Linked DNA regions of Homo sapiens: region 2 is linked to region 1. The links are chromatin contacts, found by Hi-C or POLR2A ChIA-PET in ENCODE. All regions are on one chromosome and are shown on one strand. The core of a region is the stretch at or near the end of the contact, and the rest is flanking DNA. Distances in the headings are between cores, read along the strand shown. Region 1 has its middle 35 kb from the start of KLRG1. Region 2 overlaps LINC00987 (long intergenic non-protein coding RNA 987).

Evidence for each region. A loop is a pair of places that touch in the nucleus more often than their neighbours do. ChIA-PET counts read pairs that join two places held with the same protein, here RNA polymerase II (POLR2A). Pooled maps may share reads with other maps.
Region 2: a loop to region 1 is called in a pooled map, with 18 times the contacts of the local background. The contact joins two enhancer-like sites. A Hi-C loop is called at or near these places in 6 of 50 pooled maps. POLR2A ChIA-PET finds 5 or more read pairs at or near these places in 2 of 52 experiments (CD4-positive, alpha-beta memory T cell and Caco-2).

The regions. Positions count from the first base shown.
Region 1 is chr12:9,023,112-9,026,787 of GRCh38, forward strand. It overlaps a transcript of KLRG1 not described here. Among named protein-coding and RNA genes, the nearest start is that of KLRG1, 35 kb to the left of the region's middle. Within about 2 kb of position 2,025, at least 3 of the 41 ENCODE cell types and tissues checked have a DNase peak (open chromatin) inside an H3K27ac peak, as active enhancers do.
Region 2 is chr12:9,243,371-9,247,046 of GRCh38, forward strand. LINC00987 (long intergenic non-protein coding RNA 987) reads left to right here. Exons shown (of 7, transcript NR_137434.2): 3 at 3,099-3,178. It also overlaps the pseudogene A2MP1. Among named protein-coding and RNA genes, the nearest start is that of LINC00987, 5.1 kb to the left of the region's middle. RefSeq lists silencers at 1,655-1,704, 1,715-1,764. Within about 2 kb of position 1,706, at least 4 of the 41 ENCODE cell types and tissues checked have a DNase peak (open chromatin) inside an H3K27ac peak, as active enhancers do.

The DNA.
Region 1 (3,676 bases), core at 775-3,274:
CAGTCAGTCAGAAACTCAGGCCACATCCTGTGCTTGTGACTGGCATTGGAAGTGGGAGACAGTCTTGTCAGGCTGAGCCCTGACCTTTTGGGATCTGATGGTATCTCCAGGTAGATAGTATCGGAATTGAATTGAGTTAGAGGACACTTAGCTGCTGACCTCTGGAGAATTCACTGCAGAATCGATTGCTTGCTTGGCATGTGGGGAAAAATCCCTACACATTTGGTCACAAAAGCATTTTGTTGTGAGAGTATAGTATGGGAGAAACAGATTTTGGTGTTTTTTTTCCTATTCAATCTTTTGCATTATAGCTTATTCTTTTTGTATGTTGTTAAGGAAATCTTTGCCTAGTCCAAGGCCACAAAGGTTGCCTTAATGAATTCTTCTAGAAATTTTATAATTTTAGGTTTTACATTTAGGTCGGTAATGTATTTCTATTTAACTTTTTTTTCCTTTTTTTTTTTAAGAGATGGTCTTGCTCTATCACCCAGGCTGGAGTGCAGTGGCACCATCATAGTTCACTGTAGTCTTAAACTCCTGGGCTCAAAATCCTCTTGCCTCAGCCTCACAGCTAGCTGGAACCACAGGTGAATGCCACCATGCCTGGCCAATTAAAAAAAATTTTGTAGAGATGGGGTTTCACCCTGTTGCTCAGACTTGTCTTGATCTCCTGGCCTTAAGTGATCCTCTAGTCTTGGCCTCCTGGGCTGCTGGGATTACAGGCATGAGCCACAGTATCCAGCCTGTTTTTATATAACTTTTATACATGGTGTGAGATATAGGTTGAGGTTTTTTTTTTCTTATAAATGCCCAATTATTTTAGAACCATTTATTTAAATAAGTATCCTTTTTCCATTGAATTCTTTTGGCACCTATGTTGAAAATCAATTGATCGTGAACACATGGATTTTTTTTTTTTTTTTTTTTTTTTTTTTGAGCCAGAGTCTCTCTCTATTGCCCAGGCTGGAGTGCAGTGGGTGATCTCAGCTTACTGCAACCTCCTCCTCCCAGGTTCAAGTGATTCTCCTGCCTTATCCTCCTGAGTAGCTGGGATCACAGGTGTGCACCACCATGCCTGGCTAATTTTTGTATTTTTAATAGAGACAGGGGTCACTATGTTGGCCGGGCTAGTCTCAAACTCCTGACCTCAGGTGATCCGCCCACCTCAGCCTTCCAAGGTGCTGGGATTACAGGTGTGAGCCACCGTGCCTGGCCAACACATGGGTTTATTTCTGCATTCTCTTCTGTTCCTTTTTAAAATATATCTATCCTGTCACTTCTACCCCACTGTAATTTTATAGTAAGTCTATAAGTAAGAATATAGCGTAGTATAGTTCTCCAACTTTGTTTTTCTTTTTAAAAATTGTTTTATCTGTTCTTGGTCCTGAGGGTTTTACTACAGATTTTAGATAAATGTTCTTTTCATACATTTTGCGTATGTGTGAATATAATGGGGGAAATCACTGAGTTAATGGCAATATGCATTTTAAATTTTATAAGATAGCTTTAAATGGCCCCACCAATGTAAACTCTCCAGCGATGTATAAATTTGGGTGCCTATTTCTTTATACCCTCACAAGGCAGAGATAAGGTGAACCCCAGGCTCTTCATGATTATGATGACTTCACCCCTGGTTCCATTTTTGAAGGATAATGAGGGGTTTTTACCTAGAAGGAGGTCTTTCATATTCTTCACACTGGAACATCTACAATACACATCTTTCCCTTGCTAGTAATGCTCTCACAGGGCAAAGTTTTGGTGATAGTAAAGTCTTTATTTCTATATTAGCACTGAGAAGGGAAAGGAAGTAAAGAAGAGGGAAGAAAACTGGTGGCACAGAGGAAAGAGCATAAAAATGATGTGGTAAAAGCTAAAGAAGAAGTGGTTTTCAAGGGGGAGGGAGCACTTACTAGAACAAAATGCCAAAGAGTTGTAAAGTAACATAATGAGAGGAGAGTATTCAATGGAAATGGCAATATGAAGGTCATGTTTATCATTCTTCACTGGTGTGGTGGTGACAGGTGAAATTTCAGCAGGCTGATCATACAAGGTAAGGAAATGGAAACAATGAGTTTAGATGGTTTGAAGTCTGGTTAAGACAGGAAGGAAAGAGATAATATCTAAGTAGAGTCATATGTCGGGTCAATAGATCTTAAAATACAGATAGAAGACAGTAACACATTTTGTAACTTGAGGTAACAAAATTATGTTGAAAGGGAGAGATTAAAAATGCATGTGGGTGTGGCTGGGTACAGTGGTTCATGCCTGTAATCTCAGCACTTTGGGAGGCCGAGGCAGGCAGATCACTTGAGGCCAGGAGTTTGAGATCAGTCTGGCCAACATGGTGAAACCCCGTCTCTACTAAAAATACAAAAATTAGCTGAGCACGTTAGCACATGCCTGTAGTCCCAGCTACTCAGGAGAGTGAGGCACGAGAATCACTTGAACCCAGGAGGTGGAGTTTGCAGTGAGCCGAGATCGTGCGACTGCACTCCAGCCTGGATGACAGAGTGAGACTTCATCTCAAAAAAAACCCAAAAAATATGCATGTGAGAGAGGATGCTTTATAGACCAAGATTCTTGAGTCAGTGGATGAATATGAAGCTGACTGGACAACTGGAAGAAGTAACCTTGGGTAGAAAGAGTGCCCCTTCCCCATGGAAGAAGGAAAGATGGGTGAGGATTCTGATGGGTTTATTACAAGTGATAGGGAAGTAAACTGTTATTACCTGGTGAACTTCATTTTCTCAGTGAAATCAAAGACAAGGTCATATACTAAGAAGGAGAGAGGAAATAATAGGTTTGGGGGTCTATGGACAGCAGAATTTTTGAATAATCACAAAGGGGAAAGAGAGGCATCTGCCTAGAGACACGACATTGCTGGGCAGCCCTGCGAGCTTGGGTGAGGCAGGGGGCCGAACATTTTCAGTGATTTCAATCTGTACTATTGCACGGTTTTTGGCAGCAGCCTACATGGGATTTGTCATAATAACAGAGAAATCAAATAGCAAGAAGGATGGAGGGAGAGGATGTTACAGAATGGTTTCAGGGGAAGAGAAAAGGTGTCAGAAAAGAGAAGTAGCCAGAAGTAGGCAAGAAACCCAAATAATAGGGTCCCTGAAGTGAGGGACATGTATAGGAAAAGATTTGGGAATAATAGTGTAGGAGATGAAATAAAACACCACAGTGAACATTTTTGTACATGTATTCTGTTTTCTCATGTTTTGAAAGCATGAGCCAAAAACGTATGCCAAAACAAAAATGTTAATAGATACCACTGGATTACTTTCCAAAAAGACTGAAGCAGTTTTACTGCCACTGGCAACAGATGAGGGTACTAGTCCTAGGTCCTTCTCAGCTCCATGTGTTCTCAATGTTTTAAATTCTGGCTAATTATTATTATTACTATTTTTGTGGGGGAAGAAGGATGTTATAGCTTTGTCATCATTTGTGCTTTCCACACTATTAGTGGCTTTGAGCATCTTCTCAAGTAAGTTAGTTATTTGTATTTCCTCTGAGTTACATGTTTATATCCTTTGGCTATTCACTCTATCAGGGTTTTTTTCTTTTTTTCTTTTTTTGTCTTTTTTCTTATCAATATGTAGGCACTCTTTGAGGCACATGCCACCTGCTTATTTGTCAGTCATATGTGTTGCAAATATTTTATATTATTTGT
Region 2 (3,676 bases), core at 456-2,955, 220 kb after region 1:
GCGGAACCTAAGATGATCATTCATGGATGGGAGGTGGAGGAGAATGGGGAGTTATTCCCAGGAAAGGACTGTGCAAATATATATACAAAGGTGGAAGGGTGCTTCACAGGGATAGTAAAAATTTACCCTCTAGAGTAGAATGGCTATTTTCAGGGTGTGTTTCCCATAATTAGGTAAACAGAAGGTATAATATATAATAAAACATAAGGCTAGGACAAATGAATAAGGTCTGTTAAGTGGGAGTTAGTTAGCTTGATAAAAAAGAAATTGATATTCCAGAAATCAGAAGATATACATATATATAAGATATATATAATCTTTACATATTGTTAACATTATCTTAAATATCTTTATTATAATATTATTCTATAATATATCTTCTGATCTCTGGGGCATCACTTTTTAAAGATAATTATATACGTGTGTAATTATAAATACATATATGATATATATATAAGATAATAGAGTTAGATGTGCTCTTTCAAAACCTTAAATGCAATAATCTTATGAATTCTGGAAGTATTGACTATGTTTGAGAAACAAGTGACATGAGAAAAGCAGTGTTTAAGAGTATGCAGGACAGATAGAGGTAAAGAAAAGCTGGAGGCAAGGAAGTTAAATTAGAATGGTTTTTCAGTAATCTAGTTATGAAATAATGACAGACAGATTAAAGTGCTGTAACTGAAAATGAGAAGGAAGAAAAGGATAAGCAACAAATACCAAAAGAAAAATTTGCATAGAATATTACAGAACATTTGGGGTCAAAGTGTAACGATGTACTCTGAGTTTTCAGGTTTTCTGAATCATACCTTTGTTTCCATTGATCTGTTTTCTCTTAGGTTGGAAAGAAAATACACACTTGGTGAAATGAAAGTCAATTAATCATGCTTTTCAGTTTCTTTTTTTTAAACAAACATGCCATTAAAGGAATCATGATTTTTTTTTTTTCATTTTATGGTCACAATACCTCAGTGAGTTTGGTGTTGTCATTCTGACTTCAGATTTAAAGAAACTGAGCCTCTAAAAGGTTAAGTGAGTCTGCAAATTTCCAAAGTCACATAGTCATAGCAGATAGGAGTGTGATGAAAAATTGTCCCTTTGTTCTTAAAACAGTGTTCTTTTTTCACTATACAGGATTTTTTTTTTTTTTCTGGTGAGGAAATATCCTTAATGACTCCTTTGTTTTCAATTAGAACATTACTCCTTGCCTTCCCAGGCAGTGAATCTGCTGTATTAAAATGTGTTTATTCTTTTTTTTTTTTTAACACTTTTTACTGCCATCCTCATTTTTTATTAAAAAGTAAATTTGGTAGACATTCAAGCATGCAGAGAAAAATTTCTCTAGGCCTGATGGCAGTAGAAAAGAATTTTGAGTTAGGCCTTTTGCAACATTTCCTGATTTCCAGGTATACTTGAAACACACAAAGAGACTATGCAGAGGTAGCGTATCTGCCAAAAGTTGCATTACTCTCTTTTGCTCAATATTACATAAATCCCTTCTCTTTCCATAAGAAGATATGACAGAGACAGTTAATATCCACATGAGCCTTCCCATTTCTCAGCCTCCTTTGCATTCAGGGCAGGAACATGGGCGGAAGTGATGTATACCATTCCCACTCCTGGCTTTAAGAGTCAAGTGCAACCTCCTTCCCCATGGGTATGACCTTGAAAGCCACGTTGGCGATGGCAGAGTCACCAGAGGAAAGCAGACTGGTTCTCTCTGACTCACTGTTTGGCACGGGGCTGTTCTGGAGAGTGTCTGAACTCACAAGTAGATTTTGTGTGAGCAAAAACCAAACCGTTAGGTGCTTACCCGCTGAGATGTGGGAGTTTGTTTGTTACTGCCATTGAATCTAATTCTGACTAATTCAGGTATTGACTCCATCATGGACAAGGAAGATCTAAAATGGCAAGACTATTAAAAGCAAAAACAAAAAGTTAGTTGATTTTGATGTCAAAGAGAAAATAATAATTGCTTAAAAATCCTCTATTTGAGGAAAAAGTATTATTTGGGGCTAACTTACCAAGAAGTTGCTGCAGTCTCAAGATCCAATACTTAGAAAAACAGGTTTTCATCTTAAACCAACCCAATAAAGCACCATTTTTCTTCTATTCTGTCAGACAAATAAATCACACCTTTACCTCCTATTATGCTGATACGCAATCCTCGTGGTAGACACAAAGTTGGCTTATGGATTTTTGAGTTGGTAAAAATATCTAATCCTATGGACTGAAAAAAATTGTTAAAGCATAGCGGCAATCCAATCTTGAGACTGTAAGTAGTTTCTTGAATTTGTATTGTACTTTCACTATTATGTTACATATAGTTCATACGCTCATCATGAAAATTACACAAAATGAGGAGAGCTATTTATAAATATGAAAACAGAGTCATAGACGGTCAAGTTCATTAAGCTATTGAGTGAATAGGAGTGGGAATTCAAACCCGTTTCTGATTCTTATTTCTAAATATTGTCTGGTATAATCTAATGCTCTTTAACTCTTTTTTGCATCCATAAAACTGAATATTTTAGACTTAGATGTTTTCTTCTCTTCTTTTTCCCCATGAAACAAATATCTATGTCTGTGTATGCATATAAACAGCTCTCCTTATGGCTTTATTACAAAGAGCATTTTTTTGCTTGTTTCTTGTCATTTTAAATTGAAGGTTTGCATATCGGAGGTTGTTCTTTACAATCTTAGTAAACTCTGTTTTGTTTATGTTTTACCAGAAGATATGGCTTTTCCTGAATATCTATGCTTAACTCGTTCCTGTGGTCCTTTCCTCTTTTTTCTCAGTTTCTTCTAGTCGTCTCAAATGTCTGCATCTAAAACCCACATTCAGATGCCCACGGTTGTCTACAGTCCACCTGTTTCCAGCTTCCCCCTTCTTCAATGTTAGTCACAGATAAATATTATTTGCTATTTTATCTCAGAGTATTTGGGAAACTGTGGGACTCTTGAACACAGTTGTCAGTGAGGGTTGTGTACGCAACAGAAAGAAATAAACCAGAAATAAATATTTAGAGATTAAACAGCTGGTTAATAAACCAAGAAGTATTCTTTTCATCCTTCTACCATCTGATTTGTGATTCCAGAACGTCCAGAAGAGAGAGATTTAAATTGCTTTCAGCTAAGCTGTAGACCTCTAGCAGATGAACGACATATTTTCCTGAAGGTATGATGAAAGTTTTTAGTGCTTTTTGATAGTGATAAGATTTAATTTCACGACCTGGATAATTCTGCTCAGTTATAGTTAATACTAAAGAATTACATTTTTAAGACATCTTAACATTTCTAATACAAGTTTTGTTAATCTTTTCTTAATGAAAGACAACTTCAAATTTTCCTGGAATTTTACTGCCCTGTGAGGACTGAAGTTTTGCATTTTATGTATTCAATCCTGTATTCATTCAACAAGTGTTTTCTTTGTTTGTTTGTTTGTTTTGTTTTGTTTTGTTGTTTTTCTTTGAGACAGAGTCTCGCTCTGTCACCCAGGCTGGAGAGCAGTGGCGCAATCTCGGCTCACTGCAAGCTCCGCCTCCGGGGTTCACGCCATTCTCCTGCCTCAGCCTCCCGAGTAGCTGGGACTACAGGCGCCCGCCACCACACCCGGCTAATTTTTTTTATATTTTTAGTAGAGACGGGGTTTCACCTTGTTAGCCAGAATGGTCTC